2 separate regions of the Homo sapiens genome follow, and region 1 is linked to region 2. A link is an interaction called in ENCODE POLR2A ChIA-PET data of the cell type or tissue named here. Cell type or tissue: Panc1. All regions are shown on one strand. Each heading gives the region's core, and the rest is flanking DNA. Links, peaks and the distances in the headings are about the cores only. Region 1 holds the start of LINC01376 (long intergenic non-protein coding RNA 1376). Region 2 overlaps LOC105373456 (a long non-coding RNA gene).

What was found. ChIA-PET counts read pairs that join two places held together with the same protein. Peaks named below come from ENCODE experiments on the same cell type or tissue, not always from the same donor. Only the 100,000 strongest peaks of a DNase experiment are listed, where the experiment ranks them.
Region 1: POLR2A ChIA-PET joins it to region 2 with 12 read pairs; 3 of 35 experiments call an interaction of 5 or more read pairs at or near these places.

What each region holds. Positions count from the first base shown.
Region 1 is chr2:19,022,037-19,031,184 of GRCh38, reverse strand. LINC01376 (long intergenic non-protein coding RNA 1376) reads left to right here and starts at 4,214. Exons shown (of 4, transcript NR_135287.1): 1 at 4,214-4,544; 2 at 8,698-8,851. All of the region lies in intron 5 of LOC105373456 (a long non-coding RNA gene), which reads right to left. In Panc1, for the core only: no CTCF peak of the experiment used is centred there; no DNase peak of the experiment used is centred there.
Region 2 is chr2:19,086,293-19,095,440 of GRCh38, reverse strand. It overlaps LOC105373456 (a long non-coding RNA gene), which reads right to left. Exons shown (of 6, transcript XR_007086234.1): 6 at 6,085-6,204. Among named protein-coding and RNA genes, the nearest start is that of LINC01376, 64 kb to the right of the region's middle. In Panc1, for the core only: no CTCF peak of the experiment used is centred there; no DNase peak of the experiment used is centred there.

The DNA of each region.
Region 1 (9,148 bases), core at 300-8,299, 64 kb after region 2:
TTATATATACCAGCAGATTTATATATGCTTATCGGTTCTGCTCAGCTTTCTGTTCCCACATGAGTGTGGAATTTATGTTGGGTTCTACAAAAGACAAACCTCCCCACTCAAAGCTTTTGCTCATTCTGGGATTCAAGAGAATTATAAACTACCAATGCAAGGCAAGGTTGGACAAATGGGCAAATGAAGAGTGCTGATAGAGACAGATCCTTGGGAGACTTTGCTATTGATGATTCCTGGACAGAGAGTCCCACCAGAGAACTTTTGCAGTGGCTGGTTTCAAACACCTCTGGTAGCTCCCACAATGACATGCACCTCTGTACTCTCACCCTGATCTCAGCATTGAGGCCTGAAAATACTTGCATTTTCTTTTCTTTAAGAACAAAGATAATCAGTCCTGTTTTTATTCACGTGTTTCTTCTTATTTTATCCCTTGCCAGGACCCCCTGAGGCAGATCCTAGGTAATTCTGGCAGTTGCAGGCTACCTCGGAATAGGGCTGTTTTTTGTTTGCTGTCTGGGTCAGGTCCCGACCAACTTTATGGAGGACCTTTATATTCTCATCCTGGGTTATCATGGAGTTCACAAAGAAGGAATACCTGGTGTTCTAAGAAAGTTATTCAGGAAAAGAAAGAACAGCATTGGTATTCATTTGCCAGATATATATTTATTAAAATAGGGCTTAGTGTTGGAAATAGAAAGAAATAGATAATCCCTGCTGTGGAGAGGCCCACGTTATGGTGGGAAAGCAGACATGGCAACAGGCAATCACAAAATGGCGTGCTGCTAGCAGACAGGTATGCATGCAGTATAATAGTAGCATAGAGAATAAAATCATCTCCCATGTGAGAAGGAGCCATAAAAGAGGTGAGAACTGAGTTGAGCTATAAGGAATAATCTAGGGTTCACCAATCTAGGAAAGGGTAAAAAATAAACAGACAAAAGACACAGCATATGCAATACTGCAGAATACATAATATAGTTAATCTATTACTCTAACTCAAGTGGGATAAGGTGTAGTTTATATTTCCCTCTGAAGCCATTGCAATTTTCCTTTCGCCTATTGGATTTATTGTTTGTTTTGAGAAATCAATAAATAGATAAGGAGGAAAGAATTAAGGGCAGAGCGGGATAGGGAGATAAATAAGAATAAAAGCAAATTTGCTAGACCCTTGCTTACATTATTACCACACGAAAAGACAGATGGGAAAAATCTCCTTCAAAGTCACTGATTCATTTGTGCCAACCCCTAGTAACACCTAGCAACTTCCTATTATTGAAATTGTGAAACTAAGCCTGGAATGGAACATTCTGTATCAGCCTTAGTCATTGATCCCATTGATTCAGCATGGTGCTTCATGGAATCCAAGAGATTGCCTAGAGCAGAATTCATTCTTTCTGTTTCCTCCAAAGTGCCAGCAAAGCATCTTCAAGTGGAGCCAGCTAATCTGAACAGCATTTGAGCATGCGGTGCTCCCATGAGTTACAAGTACGTGAATTACAGGCAAGATGTGCACACAGGGATAGACACCACTGACTCCAGGAGGCCCCCAAGGGAGGAAGACTTCTTGGTCCACCAAGTTTGGTAATACACCTGGATCCTTCAGCAATGGTATACAAAAGAACTCTCCCTGAAGCATAGGATCCTGAATGCAGCATTATTTATGGAAAGTGAGGCAGTACAACGAAGAACCTGGCCTCTTCCTTTCTCCTGGGCTCTGAGTACCTCCCTTGGGAAGGCTGTCCAATCATGGCAGTCAGAGGTTATGTGCAAGTGTTGTTTGAGGGGAGCAGCAAAGAGCCGACTGCAGGTGTGGGCATGCCCCCTCCTCCATCCTAGGCCTTCTGGAGAAGACTGCGCTTTCTGAGAAAGGCCTAATGAAAAGGATCAAGCTCACACAGAGGCCCTGCTGTGCAGGAAGATTGCTTCCAAGAAGCGATTCATTTTTAGTTTAACAACTGTGCGTTTGGTCCCCACACAATTTATCTTCATGCAAAATCACATACCTGTGTGCCAGATGTGCACAGCTGTATATGAGCAACTGCTGATCTATCTGTATCACATGCCAAGTGCCTGTTTCTTTAAATTAGGGTGGGTTGGGATTTGGGCCATGTGAAAATTTCATTTTGAAACCAGAAACCAAGCAAGCCCTGACTGTGGAGGGGCGGGGGCGGGGGGCGGGCGTTGAGCATAGCATGATGATGAACCAAGGTTGACTTAGTCTTTTCCAGGACCCCCCAGAAACTCCCCCCTTTCACGACCCCTAAAATTCAGCTGCATTCTAGGTCTGGAGAGGTTAGGCTATCTGGAGACTTAGTTCTGCCAAAGTGTGCGGCCCTTGTAAATGCCTGTGGTGAAACTGCAAAACCTCTGCCCAGCCCTCAGGAGCTCTTGAAGCAAAATAGAACTTGACATTTTTAGATGGTGTTTGAGTTTTTACCCTCTGGATTCAGAAGAAGCAAGACCACAGTACACAAAATGAAGGCTACTACCCCAGTAGCGGGGCATTGCAATCCACCCAAGAGCAGGAAACTGAAGTGATGAGGGGACCGTTCCTCTGGAAACCCACAGCTTTGCGTGCACTGAGGGATCCACAACAGAACACGTGGACGTTTCCCCTCTGGTCTTGCCTATTTGTGCTTTCATAGCCAAAGAAAGTCAATAGGAAAAGGAGACTCATCCATCATTTTGTCAGTTTATGACTTATTTTTGAGTATCCACTAATGCTAGGTGTCCAGGTAGATATCAACAGGAGGTAAAGGAGTATAGTGCTTGACCCATAATAAATATTCAATATATGTTATTTGCTGATAAGGTGATTGCAGATGTACTATTTTTTTTTTTAATTTTTGAGGACCTACCAGATGTCAGATACTATGCATAAAATCCCCTGTTAATTCTCACATCGCAACAAAGCAGGCAATATTACTCCTATTTTGCCAGTAGGAAAACTGAGGCTCAGAGAGGTTACAAAACTTAATTTTAAAAGTCATGTATCTCATACATGGTGGAGTTAGGCTTAAGATTTAGCTGTGTTTGATTTCAAATTCTGTCTTCGTTCCACCATGCTGCTGTTGTTTCTTCTCTAGCAGTTCTCAGAGCCTCAAGAGAAGGCTTTTCCCTCTAGGAGTGTACTGCATTTGCTCCTTCTGGCCTGGAGACCTGCCCCTTTAATAGGTAACCTGGATGAAAGACCCCAGAGCGACCTCCCCACAGTTACACCTCCTAGTTCCTTTCTGGTTCTCACATGGGCAGGCACTGATAAATCAGCTCACGGTACACAGGCTCAGTTTGAATTTCAACAACATTTTCTAAAAACAGTAACCAGATGCAATTCAAATCACATTTTGTCCACATAAGGAATCCATTCCAAGAAAAGTCAGAGGATGCGTCTCAGTCAGATGAGTGGCTTCTAATCTTCCCTGGCCTTGTTTTAGAACTCCAAGAAGAAATAATATCCAGATTAATTTTAGAGTTCAGTCATTGAATTTGGTCTCAGGAAAATTGCATATATAATTTAGTCTTATAACGATAACCCCGAGATCAAAGATCACTCAAGGGTAGTGATCCCTCTAGACACCTGTCACACTCAAAACAATTTCCTCTTTTCAGTTTAAAGAACTATTTCAGACTTTGTTTTCTCACAGGCTACTTTGAAGAAACAGGCCACCATCCTGGGAGTAAAACAGAGTTCTTCACGAATTACATCATTTATTTTTCAACAAATATTAACTTAATTTGGTTTAGTTTAATAAGAGCGCATGATCACAGATTTGATAACCAAATGGATTCCTTGACATAAACTTCAGTCCTGGTTTAGCTCTCTTCCAGGAAGAAAAACAAAGTCTCTCAAAGGTAATTGGTATATCACTCTTCCAAAGTGGGAAAAAAAAGAAAGGGTAGGCTTTCAATTTTCTTAAACATAAAACTCAAAATCCACATATAATAATAAACAAATGGTTTAAGGCATTTTATGTCATAAATGTCCTGCCATTATTTAGTTATGAATTTTCAGGTTCAGGAATTATGCTAAAACCCAAGAGTCATTATGGAATGTCTGCATATTTGATTTCCAAAGCTCCAGATAGGTTTTAATGTGTTCAATATTATACCACTGTACTCCCCAAACTATTTCTGTATCCTCAGAGACATGTCCTAATAGCAGGCCTCTGTGTCTTCTGCTTAGTGAAAAGTGTGAATAATAGCTCCAAAAAGAATATATATGTAATATATAGCTTTTTTTTTTTTTTTTACTTTAACATATGTTCCCACATAGCCAAATGATTCAACTCAGTACAGTTAACAACTTAGAAAGGGATTCATTGAATTTTCCAGGTCTCTTCATGGCCAGAGTTGCTTTGTAAGGAGACCCTAAATGTGGAATAATCAACATGTTAAAGTAATCTAGATGTTTATGATTTGATAACTCTTTAGTGCATTGTTTAACAACATGTTTTCAATTTACTTTCCTTCAAATAGCTCCAAATAACCCCGTGATTTTGGATGATTGATTATGGGAATGCTGCTTTCACTGTACATCCAAGGTAATTTTAAAATTACATCTTCTTTTCATTGTTAAGGGGTAAAATCATTTGCAGGTCTTGACATGATTTATCAGAGATAGAGGGACAAAGGGTCAGTCCTGGTCTCACTCTATTAGGACATTATTATGTGATCCCAGAAGGAAAGCATGCAGCTCTGTGGAAGCTGGGTTCTAGTTCCAACATGTCAATAATCAGTTCTGTGGCCCTAGAAAAGTCATCAACTTCCCCGGCCTCACTTTCCTTCCATTTGGAAACCAACAAAACAATTCAAATCAACACTTCTTCCCTAGAGATTGTGATTCATTGTAAGTGGAGATGGGCCCAGAAATCTGTATTTTCTGCTTAAGAACCTGTTGTTTATAACCAGATCGTTTGGAAAATACTAGATTAAATAGCTTCTAAGTCCAAGTCTAAAATTGTACAACTCTAGAACCAAGATTTTCTGTTCTCCAGACATTTTTTCTTTCAATATAACTATTCAATTTTGTAAAATTATTTATCCATCTTAATGACAATCTTACTTCACAGTGACTGATGCCTGTTTCTCTCAGACACTGTGCTCATGCTTGTATGGAAATAACCTGTTTAATCCTACTAAGAACTTCACACTCTCAGTATGTTAGTATGATTATTAATCCTAGACGCTGCAACAGACAAATTCCCCAATCTCAGGGGCTTAACAAAGTAAAGATGTATTTCCTGCATATGTAAAATCCTCCTTCACCTTGTAACTATACTGTCTCAAACACATGTTCTTTATGGGAAGAGAAAGACGGGGACGCTCTGAATGATACCTATCTTGACACTTCTGTTCACAGTTCATTGGTTAAAATATCATATAACCTGACGTAATTGAAAGGCAGGGAAATATAAAGGAACATATACACATCTGGTAAGCAAAATCATCCACAGTAGAGAAGCTAGATTTCACAGTTTAAGAAACTGCAGCTCAGGAAGGCCAATTAAGAGTAGGGTGGGACCGGCCGGGAGCGGTGGCTCACACCTGTAATTCCAGAACTTTGGGAGGCCGAGGCAGGCGGATCAGGAGGTCAGGAGATCAAGACCAACCTGGCTAACACAGTGAAACCCCGTCTCTACTAAAAATAGAAAAAATTAGCTGGGCATGGTGGCAGGCACCTGTAGTCCCAGCTACTTAGGAGACTGAGGCAGAAGAATGGCATGAACCCAGGAGGCAGAGCTTGCAGTGAGCCAAGATTGTGCCACTGCACTCCAGCCTGGGCGACAGAGTGAGTGAGACTCAGTCTCAAAAACAAAACAAACAAACAAACAAAAAAGAGTAGGGTGGGACCATACTTGAATGTCACCTGGCATTTCATACAAAAAAAGAAGGCAGAGTTTCCAAGAATAGAATGTATATTTTTCCTTAGAGAGAAGATTTATTTTTCAAATACATAACTAGAGAAATGATATTGTTAAAGTTGTCCTTGCTACTGTGTCTTTGCATGCTAAAATCAAAAGACATCTTTCTCCTTCAAGCCGGCAGATATTCCTAATAAGGGGCCATGGGGTCTGAGGAGATTGGCTTTGCTGTGGTCTACTGTGAGTGTGACTCACTCATGACAACGAAATAGGGATCTCCGGATGTCAAAAATCATTCTTTCACCTTAGCTTTCCCAAACCGTTCTCATCACAGATCATTTCTTCACAACTGAACCTGTGAAATAACAGCTTTGCCCACTCAGAGCACACCTGTCATAAACAGATACTGTTTTCTTTCTGTCAATATTTTGATGCTGAGAAACCTCTCAATAATTCAATGATGAATTTTAAGGGTGTGGAGGGACCCCAAGATCTGTGGCAACAGAATTCGGGATGATAGGTCTTGTGTTGGAGGAGCCTGTAGTCTGCAGCAAAACAAAAAAAAATCACAACAACAAAGAAACGGGGTGCTGCCATCGTCCGTGTACGTCTGAATTAAGGTGGCCTAGAGAAGGAAACAGGTACTTCCGCTGGCTTGAGGAGTCAGGAAGGGCAGGGGAGAGAGAGAGAAAGAGAGAGAGAGAGGATGATGATTGATACAGGTCTGCATGGATGAGGCGTCATCGGTCAGATATATGGAGTGGGGCAGGAGTTGGAATGCATTCCAGGGGAGGGGAGAACTTGAGCAGGAATGTTTAGGTATCAGAGAGTCTTAGCATTTGGGAGAATGCAGTGGGCAGGTGATGGCTAGAAATATGGCTTGAGCTAAAAGTTCAAAAATCTAAATGTCGTACAAAGGAGTTTGGTCTTTACTCTATGTGCATTGGAGGCATCTGAGGTTTTTAACCAGGGGATAAAATATGTGCTGTGGAAAGATCGTTTGTGTGTTCTGGAGAGATGGAATGCTGCACTTGCAGAGCATCTCTGGATAAATCTAAACAACAGTGTAACACTGACAGATAGTTAACTGTGCCCCAATATCTATCTTATTCTACTTATATATAATAATAGACATTTAAGCCAGGCATATGACTATTCAGAAGGAAGATGAATTTCTCAGGTTTCCTTACAGTTGGTATGGCCATGAAACTAAGTTCCAGCCAATGAGACTTCAGCTTAAAGATTGTGGCTGCTCCTGGATCTTTTTCTTAAAAGACCTCTGGCACACATGGAGGCATCTCTTGTCTTCTTGCTGCTACTTAGAATGCAAATGAGAGGTCTACCCATTTGGGCCACTTTTTGACAAGGCCAAGTTGAATTGAAAAGGCCAATTGATTTCTTCTTCATTGAATTGCTTTCCCACTTTTGTTAAAAGTCAGTTGGGCTTATATGTGGGGGTCTACTTTTGAGTTCTCTATTCTGTTCCATTGATCAATGTGTCTATCTCTCTGCAAAGAACACATTGTGTTAAACACGGTGATTATATAGTCTGCTTTTATGTCAGGTAGAGTAATTCCTCCCAACCTATCATTCTATCTCAAAACTCATGATCCATTTGAAGAAACACATCATAACCTAAAATACACATACATGTGTATGCACATATATGTGAAACATGTTTGATGAAAAACTTACATTGATTATTTGTGATATGGCCTAATTTTTTTCTAACTATACTATTGTATTCTATTTCATTCTATTTTTTCATTCAAACATACTGGTCATGATACACTAAAATGACTTCATTATCATCTAATGGATCTCTTGATCCGCAGTTTAAAAAACACTCCACTGGAAGGAGAGGGTAGTGCATATTGACCATAAATCCACCATATCCCCCATAGATGAAACCTATAGTGAAAGCCTCATTGGAGGTGGAACAAACAATGAAGTTGTCCCACTGCACATCAGGTTTCTTTCCACTTGGGAGAAGGGCTTGTAGGGGACATAAAGCCCATTTTTTGAGGATGTTCTCACCAGGAAAAAAATCTCCAGTCTCTAAATATGGGATTGGTTTTCTTTAAAAATAAAAAAAATGCTCAATAAGAAACTTAAAAACTGTAAAATGATATTCATTTTCATGCTAATCAGCAGACCAATTTTTCTTTACATATTGTCTTTTATCCTTATACTATACTGCTCTGAGTTATACGTTATAATTTCAATTTTCCATATGATGAAAATATAGATGCATAGAAGTTTAGTGATTTGCCCAGATTTGCACATCTGATAGGCAGCACAGGTCAGACTCAAATATGTGCCATGACCCCAAATCTCATGAATGAAAGTAAACTGAGACCTTCCATGTGGTCAAAAGTCAGGAGCCGGTAAAGGAGGGAGATGGACTCTTCCAGAGGGTTTGTAAGATTGTTCTGAAGATGACATAATAACTGCCGACATGGACCATGAAGCTGAGGGTGACACCCTGAGCTGCTTTCTTTTGGGTCTCCAAGAAAGCCTTCATGGAGTGGAGCCACCACACTAGCCCAGGACAGCTACAGCTGTTTTTCAACATGAGCAGAAAGAGAAATTTTTATCAGGTTTAAGCCACTGTTATTTTGGGTTTATGTTATTCACAGTGAATCTAATCCTAACTGATACAACCACTATCCTGCAAAAACGGTGGCAAAAAATATATATCACATATCCATCACATAAATCCACTTTTATAAGGAAATGAAGTCAAATTATTACCCCCAATAAAAAGGTGTTTCGCAACATGACCCAGGAAAGTAGAAGTAACATTTGTTCACTATTTTTCCCCGTCTCACAGCTCTCCTGGCCTCAGCGGATAAGTATATGAGAGCACAGTTTTCCTGGTGTCAGGATATGAAGATCCAGGGAACAAAGAACCTCAAAGAACAACACCTGGATTGTCAAGGTTTGGCCAGCAGTGCACTTTCTCCAACCTTACAGTCATACGCAAGGTGAAAAACTCTCTTGTTTTCTCTTTTCCTAAGTTTTCTAAAAGAAGAAAGAAAAGGGACAAAGACAGATAAGTGGAATTTAAGAAAAATGAAATATAAACAAACTACACTTTTCCCTGAACAGAAAAGCTCAATTAAGCAAAGACAGACAGAAGAGACATGTAGGATGCTAATTTGAACCATAGCCCCATGTCTAATGCTTTTAGCCAAGGAAAGAAGAGAAAAGCAAAAAAGAAATCTGAGTCAGAGGGAAGATGTCATGGTGAGTTTCAATGGGAAGAATTCCTTATTAATTCT
Region 2 (9,148 bases), core at 182-8,181:
CAACTCTATACCACATACATGCCTAATTAATGTATACATATACAAAATTAACTTTTTTTTAAAACTTTAAGTTCTAGGGTACATGTGCACAACATGCAGGTTTGTTACATAGGTATGCATGTGCCATGTTAGTTTGCTGCACCCATCAACTCGTCATTTACATTAGATATTTGTCCTAATGCTATCCTTCCCCCAGCACCCCACCCCCCAACAGGCCCTGGTGTGTGATGTTCCCCTTCCTGTGTCCATGTGTTCTCATTGTTCAACTCCCACCTATGAGTGAGAACACGCAGTGTTTGGTTTTCTGTTCTTGTGATAGTTTGCTGAGAATTATGGTTTCCAGCTTCATCCATGTCCCTGCAAAGGACATAAACTCATCCTTTTTTATGGCTGCATAGTATTCCATGGGGGGTATATGTGCCACATTTTCTTAATCCAGTCTATCATTGATGGACATTTGGGTTGGTTCCAAGTCTTTGCTATTGTGAGTAGTGCTGCAATAAACATACGTGTGCATGTGTCTTTATAGTAGCATGATTCATAATCCTTTGGGCATATACCGAGTAATGGGATCACTGGGTCAAATGGTATTTCTAGTTCTAGATCCTTGAGGAGTCGCCATACTGTCTTCTACAATGGTTGAAGTAATTTACACTCCCATAAACACTGTAAAGGTGTTCCTATTTCTCCACACCCTCTCCAGCATCTGTTGTTTCCTGACTTTTTAATAATTGCCATTTTAACTGGCATAAGATGGTATCTCATTGTGGTTTTGATTTGTAATTCTCTGATGTACGAGTGATGATGAGCATTTTTTCATGTGTCTGTTGGCTGCATAAATGTCTTCTTTTGAGAAGTGTCTGTTCATATCCTTTGCCCACTTTTTGATGGAGTTGTTTTTTCTTGTAAATTTGTTTAAGTTCTTTGTATATTCTGTATATTAGCCCTTTGTCAGATGGGTAGATTGCAAAAATTTTCTCCCATTCTGTAGGTTGCCCATTCACTCTGATGGTAGTTTCTTTTGCTGTGCAGAAGCTCTTCAGTTTAATTAGATCTCATTTGTCAATTTTGGCTTTTGTTGCCATTGCTTTTTGTGTTTTAGTCATGAAGTCTTCACCCATGCCTATGTCCTGAATGGTATTGCCTCGGTTTTCTTCTAGGGTTTTTATGGTTTTGGGTCTTGAGTTAATTGTTGTATAGGGTATAAGGAAGGGATCCAGTTTCAGCTTTCTACATATGGCTGGCCGGTTTTCCCAGCACCATTTATTAAATAGGGGATCCTTTCCCTATTGCTTATTTTTGTCAGGTTTGTCAAAGATCTGATGGTTGTAGATGTGTGGTGTTATTTCTGAGGCCTCTGTTCTCTTCCATGGGTCTATATATCTGTTTTGGTACCAGTACCATGCTGTCTTGGTTACTGTAGCCTTGTAGTAACAAAGTTTGACAAACATTTTATTTAGTAACAAGTGGTAAAAATTGACAAAAAAAAAGTTTGAAGTCAGGTAACATGATGCCTCCAGCTTTGTTCTTTTGGCTTAGGATTGTCATGGCTATGTGGGCTATTTTTTGGTTCCATATGGAGTTTAATGTAGTTTTTCCAGTTCTGTGAAGAAAGTCATTGGTAGCTTGATGGGGATAGCATTGAATCTATAAATTACCTTGGGCAGTATGGCCATTTTCATGATATTGATTCTTCCTATCTATGAGCATGGAATGTTCTTCCATTTGTTTGTGTCCTCTTTTATTTCATTGAGCAGCAGTTTGCAGTTCTCCTTGAAGAGGTCCTTCATTTCCCTTGTAAGTTGGATTTCTAGGTATTTTATTCTCTTTGTAGCAATTGTGAATGGGAGTTTCACTCATGATTTGGCTCTCTGTTTGTCTGTTATTGGTGTATAGGAATGCTTGTGATTTTTGCACATTGATTTTGTATCGAGACTTTGCTGAAGCTGCTTATAAGCTTAAGGAGATTTGGGGCTGAGACAATGGGGTTTTCTAAATATACAATCATGTCGTCTGCAAACAGAGACAATGTGACTTCCTCTTTTCCTAATTGAATACCCTTTATTTCTTTCTTTTGCCTGATTACCCTGGCCAGAACTTCCAACACTATGTTGAATAGGAGTGGTGAGAGAGGTCATCCTTCTCTTGTGCAGGTTTTCAAAGGGAATGCTTCCAGTTTTTGCCCATTCAGTATGATATTGGCTGTGGGTTTGTCATAAATAGCTCTTATTATTTTGAGATACATTCTATCAATACCTTTTCTGCATCTATTGAGATAATCGTGTGGTTTTTGTCGTTGGTGGTTGGTTCTGTTTATGGGATGGATTACATTTATTGATTTGCGTATGTTGAACCAGCCTTGCATCTCAGGGATGAAGCCGACTTGATCGTGGTGGATAAGCTTTTTGATGTGCTGCTGGATTTGGTTTGCCAGTATTTTATTGTGGATTTTCGCATTGATGTTCATCAATCTCTTTTTTTTTGTTGTGTCTCTGCCAGGCTTTGGTATCAGGATAATGCTGGCCTCTTAAAATGAGTTAGGGAGGATTCCCTCTTTTTCTGTTGATTGGAATAGTTTCAGATGGAATGGTACTAGCTTCTCTTTGTACCTCTGGTAGAATTCGGCTGTGAATCCGTCTGGTCCTGGACTTGTTTTGTTGGTAGGCTATTAATTATTGCCTCAATTTCATAACCTGTTATTGGTCTATTCAGAGATTCAACTTCTTCCTGGTTTAGTCTTGGGAGGGTGTATATGTCCAGGAATTTGTCCATTTCTTCTAGATTGTCTAGTTTATTTGTATAGAGGTGTTTATCATATTCTCTGATGGTAGTTTGTATTTCTGTGGGATCGGTAGTGATATCCTCTTTATCATTTTTTATTGCTGTCTGTTTGATTCTTCTCTCTTTTCTTATTTATTAGTCTTGCTAGCAGTCTATCTATTTTGTTGATCTTTTCAAAAAACCAGCTCCTGGAATCACTGATTTTTTTTGAAGGGTTTTTTGTGTCTCTATCTCCTTCAATTCTGCTCTAATCTTAGTTATTTCTTGCCTTCTGCCAGCTTTTGAATTTGTTTGCTCTTGCTTCTCTAGTTCTTCTAATTGTGATGTTAGGGTGTCGATTTTATATCTTTCCTGCTTTCTCTTGTGGGCATTTAGTGCTATAAATTTTCCTCTACACACTGCTTTAAATGTGTCTCAGAGATTTTGGTATGTTGTGTCTTTGTTCTCATTGGTTTCAAAGAACATCTTTATTTTTGCCTTCATTTCGTTATTTGTCCAGTAGTCATTCAGGAGCAGGTTGTTCAGTTTCCATGTAGTTGTGTGGTTTTGAGTGAGTTTCTTAATCCTGAGTTCTAATTTGATTGCACTGTGGTCTGAGAGACAGTTTGTTGTGATGTCTGTTCTTTTACATTTGCTGAGGAGTGCTTTTCTTCCAATTATGTGGTCAATTTTAGGATAAGTGTGATGAGGTGCTGAAAAGAATGTATATTCTGTTGATTTGGGGTGGAGAGTTCTGTAGATGTCTATTAGGTCAGCTTGGTGCAGAGCTGAGTTCAAGTCCTGGATATCCTTGTTAACCTTCTGTCTTGTTGATCTGTCTAATATTGACAGTGGGTGTTAGAGTCTCCCATTATTATTGTGTGGGAGTCTAAGTCTCTTTGTAGGTCTCTAAGCACTTGCTTTTTGAATCAGGGTACTCCTGTATTGGGTGTATATATGTTTAGGATAGTTAGCTCTTTTTATTGAATTGATTTTTTGCCATTATTTAATGACCTTCCTTGTCTCTTTTGATCTTTGTTGGTTTAAATTCTGTTTTATCAGCGACTAGGATTGCAACGCCTGCTTTTTTTTTTTTTTTTTTTTGCTTTCCTTTTGCTTGGTAGATCTTCCTCCATCCCTTTATTTTGAGCCTATGTGTGTCTCTGCACGTGAGATGGGTCTCCGGATTACAGCACTCTGATGGGTCTTGACTCTTTATCCAATTTGCCAGTCTGGGTCTTTTAATTTGGGCATTTAGCCCATTTACATTTAAGGTTAATATTGTCATGTGTGAATTTGATCCTGTCATTATGATGTTAGCTGATTATTTTGCCCATTGATTGATGCAGTTTCTTTATAGCATCAATGGTCTTTATAATTTGGCATGTTTTGGAAGTGGCTGGCACCGGTTGTTCCTTTCCATGTTTAGTGCTTCGTTCAGGAGCTCTTGTAAGGCAGGCCTGGTGGTGACAAAATCTCTCAGCATTTCCTTGTCAGTAAAGGATTTTATTTTTCCTTCACTTATGAAGCTTAGTTTGGCTGGATATGAAATTATGGTTTGAAAATTCTTTTCCTTAAGAGTGTTGAATTGTGGCCCCCTCTCTCTTCTGGCTTGTAGGGTTTCTGCTGAGAGATCCACTGTTAGTCTGATGGGCTTCCCTTTGTGGGTAAGCCAAACTTTCTCCCTATCTGCCCTTAACATTTTTTCCTTCATTTCAACTTTGGTGAATCTGACAATTATGTGTCTTGGGGTTGCTCTTCTCAAGAATCTTTGTGGTGTTCTCTGTATTTCCTGAATTTGAATGTTGGCCTGCCTTGCTAGGTTGTGGAAGTTCTCCTGGATAATATCCTGAAGAGTATTTTCTAACTTGGTTCCATTTTCCCCGTCACTTCCAGGTACCCCAATTAAATGTAGATTTGGTCTTTTCACATAGTCCCATATTTCTTGGAGGCTTTGTTTTTTTTCACTCTTTCTTCTCTAATCTTGTCTTCTCACTTTATTTCATTTGATCTTCAATCACAGATACCCTTTCTTCCTCTTGATCGAATCAGCTATTGAAGCTTGTGCCTGCATCATGAAATTCTCGTGCTATGATTTTCAGCTCCATCAAGTCATTTAAGGTCTTCTCTACACTGTTTATTCTACTTAGCCATTCGTCTAACCTTTTTTCAAGGTTTTTAGCTTCCTTGTGATGGGTTAGAACAAGCTCCTTTAGCTTGAAGAAGTTTGTTTTTACTGATCTTCTGAAACCTACTTCTGTCAACTCGTCAAACTCATTCTCCCTCCAGTTTTGTTCTGTTGCTGGAGAGGAGCTGCATTCCTTTGGAGGAGAAGAGGTGCTATGGTGTTTAGAATTTTCAGCTTTTCTGCTCTGATTTCTCCCCATCTTTGTGGTTTTTATCTACCTTTGGTCTTTGATGTTGGTGACTTACAGATGGGGTTTGGTGTGGATGTCCTTTTTGTTGATGTTGATGCTATTCCTTTCTGTTTGTTAGTTTTCCTTCTAACAGGCCCCTCAGCTGCAGGTCTGTTGGAATTTTCTGGAGGTCCACACCAGACCCTGTTTGCCTGGGTATCACCAGCAGAGGCTGCAGAACAGCAAATATTTCAGAACCACAAATATTGTTGCCTGATTTTACCTCTGGAAATTTCATCCCAGAGGGGCACCCACCTGTATGAGGTGTCTGTCAGCCTCTACTGGGAGGTGTCTCCCAGTCATGCTACATGGGGGTCAGGGACCCACTTGAGGAGGCAGTCTGTCTGTTCTCAGAGCTCAAACGCTGTGCTGGGAGAACCACTGCTCTCTTCAGAGCTATCAGACAGGTATGTTTAAGTGTGCAGAAGTTGTCTGCTGCCTTTTGTTCAGCTATGCCCTGCCCAGAGAGGTGGAATCTAGAGAGGCAGTAGGCCTTGCTGAGCTGCGGTGGGCTCCACCCAGTTCGAGCTTCCCTGCAGCTTTGTTTACCTACTCAAGCCTCAACAATGGCAGATGCCCCACCCCCGCCAGGCTGCAGCCTTGCTGGTGGATCTCAGACTGCTGTGCTAGCAGTGAGCAAGGCTCCGTGGGCGTGGGACCTGCTGAGCCAGGCATGGGAGGGAATCTCCTTGTCTGCTGGTTGCAAAGACAATGGGAAAAGTGCAGTATTTGGGCAGAAGTGTACTGTTCCTCCAGGTACAGTCTGTCACAGCTTCCCTTGGCTAGGAAAGGGAAATCCCCCAACCCCTTGCACTTCCTGCATGAGGTGATGCCCCACCCTGCTTTGGCTCACCCTCCATGGGCTGCACCCACTGTCCCACCAGTCCCAGTGAGATGAACCAGGTACCTCATTTGGAAATGCAGAAATCTCTCGTCTTCTGTGTCGATCTCACTGGGAGCTGCAGACTGGAGCTGTTCCTATTTGGCCATCTTGGAAGCGACCTGGAAACTTCTATTCCAAAATTAACTTTTCAATATAATAGAAACATCCCATTAGAAATAAAGGAAAACTATATTCATAAGAGTAATAAAATGTTTAATTATCTATGATTCATTTTAACAAGAATAGGAAGATCTATGAAGAAAATGATAAGAAATAATAGTATCAAATACCAGTATTTACAAAATTGATGCTTAATACAAAATAACTAAAATCTTAATGAACTTTTAAAACTAGATACATATTTTTAAAGTCATTATGAAATAATCAATGTGTAAAAATAGCTAAGAAAATTATGATAAGAAAATTCCTGGAGAGTAAAACTTAATTTAAAAACTTCCTATAAACAAAATAGTGTGTTCTTGACCCATTTATTCAGTGGAACAGAATTAAAGGTTTTGAAATAGATTCAAGTAAAAATGAGAAGGTAATATGGTATTTTGTTTCAGTGGATAAAGAGTGTTTATTTAAAAAATGATTCAGATATACAGGCAAGATTAAAGCAAATTGAGGTCCTTTACCTCATATATATATGATATTTTATATATATTATATATGATATTTTATATATATGATATTATATATATCCATAGTCCATGTTGATTAAATATATAGGAAAAGAAGAAGGAAAAATGCATTAGAAAAAGCTAGGGGAAATATCTCATTACGGAAGGAAAGAAAGAAACTCGGGTAAAAACAATAGTAGATATTTCTGATCATAGTAGGTTAAATATGTATAATGATGGATATATATACTAACTATGTTATATAACAATATGCATTAACTATACACACAAATATATCAATATATATGTAAACTAAATGTTATTGACAGATGTGTATGCTTAAAAAATAGACAGATAATACATAAGTAGAAGTTTTTCTGACTTCTCAGACAGGAAAAGAGTTAATATTGCTAAAATCTTGAGAGTGTATTCAAGCCCATCAGAGAAAAACACAACTCAAAAGAAAAATGGACAGATGTGAATAGGAAAGTCAAAGAAGATTAATCCAAGCAGACTATACACATATTGAATGATGCCAACCCTCACTAGTATTGAGGGAAAGGCAAATTAAAGCAGCAATAAGATAATATTTTTCACCATTAGACTCTAAAAATTAAAGTGATCATACCCAGTAGTTATAACTTTTTGAAAAATACAACTCATTAGAGCACCTTTATTAACTCCAGAAATAGACTATATAAAATAGAAAGATTAGTTTAAAATCAGCACTGTGCTGGTAAGGGCAGCCACGATTCCAGAAACATTAATTGCTGGGTAGACTCATTACTGATTAGATAAGAAACCTCAAACACCATTAGACAATTGTGATTAAATGTATGTCGTTCTAATTGAATGCATTGTTTATTGCCTTCTACTGAATCAGCAGGTCACCTGCCTGTTTTGTATATTTGAAAAGGGCACATCCATGCAGATCTTAGGTTCCCTGTTGTATGACATACTCCTTCACCACCTTCAAATACTACCTTTTAGGTTATAACATTTAGAAAAGAAAGTGGCACTTCCACTTCACCTGCTCAGCAAGTGAATTCCTATAACATCTTGTAGAGTGATGAATAAACAATTATTAGAAAAAATATCACATGCTTTTCATTCAGCAATCCCACTTTGAGACTATCTTCTATGAAAATAGGAGCATCATATTTAAGGACGTTAATGGAAGCATTATTATTATTATTATTATTATTTTTGAGACTGAGTCTCACTCTGTCATCCAGGCTGGAGTGCAGTGGTGCAATTTCGGCTCACGGCAAACTCCGCCTCCCGGGTTCATGCCATTCTCCTGCCTCAGCCTCCCGAGTAGCTGGGACTACAGGTGCCCGCCACCACACCCGGCTAATTTTTTGTATTTTTAGTAGAGATGGGGTTTCACTGTGTTAGCCAGGATGGTCTCGATCTCCTGACCTTGTGATCCTCCCGCCTCGGCCTTACAAAGTGCTGGGATTACAGGCGTGAGACACCGCGCCCGGCCTGGAAGCATTATTTTTAATAGCAACATATTGGAAATATGAACACTCATCAGTAGTTGTGCTTTCAAGAATCATGTAATATCCATCACATAGAACATTATGCAGCTATCCAAAAAAATGATTCAGACCCTGTCATCCTAAATGGATGCCTGTAATGCTTAATGAAAGAAGCAAGTTATCTAGTATTTTCATTATTTTTGTAAAAATAAAACACAGCATAATGACTACACCAAATGCTTTCATCTGTGAATGTGTGGTCTAGCTATGTTCTTTCTCAGCCATGGGGAAGGGTGAGCACTGACCCTAACAGAGTATTGATATTTGTTGCCTTAAATCTGTAAGAAAAGTGAAATGGGAAGAGAGGGAAGTTATCTCCTTTTTTTGCTGTATCTTGCTTTCTTCTACCAGCTATAATGGGTTTGTGTTATTTTGCCGTACAAAGAAAGAAACAGAAAATGTAAAAGAACAGTATCTTTGGTTGGCTGATAACTTTTCCCAGTTATTTATGTACTTCTTTTTGTTTTGTAGTTCTTACTGCATTTAGATGTATTTTCAAAATGGAGCAGAGATAAATGTAAATTCTTTTTCTTTATTTGAACCAGAAGCCTAGATTTTGTTTTAAATAATCACTCTGGTCAAACTTCTATTATCTCCCACTTGGTGGGACAGAGCCCCTATGAATAAAATTAGCCCCATGTGGAGAAAGAAAGGGTGTTCTGAGTTGGGCTGGCCTGGCAGTAACTGAGAGAGGTTTGGGGAAATGCGATTGCACCAGGCAAAGACCTTTCAAGGACAATCAAAATTGAAAACTCGAGCAGACAAACCCTGTGTGGTTTTCCCAAACGTACTTGGAAAAGGAGAGGTGTCTTCCAGCCCAGGTCCTGGGCATGGCTTCTGTCTCACTCTGCAAGAGACATAAAAATTTCCCCACAAGCTGAGAGGACCTCAAGGCCTTTTCCCAGTATATGAAGTGTGATG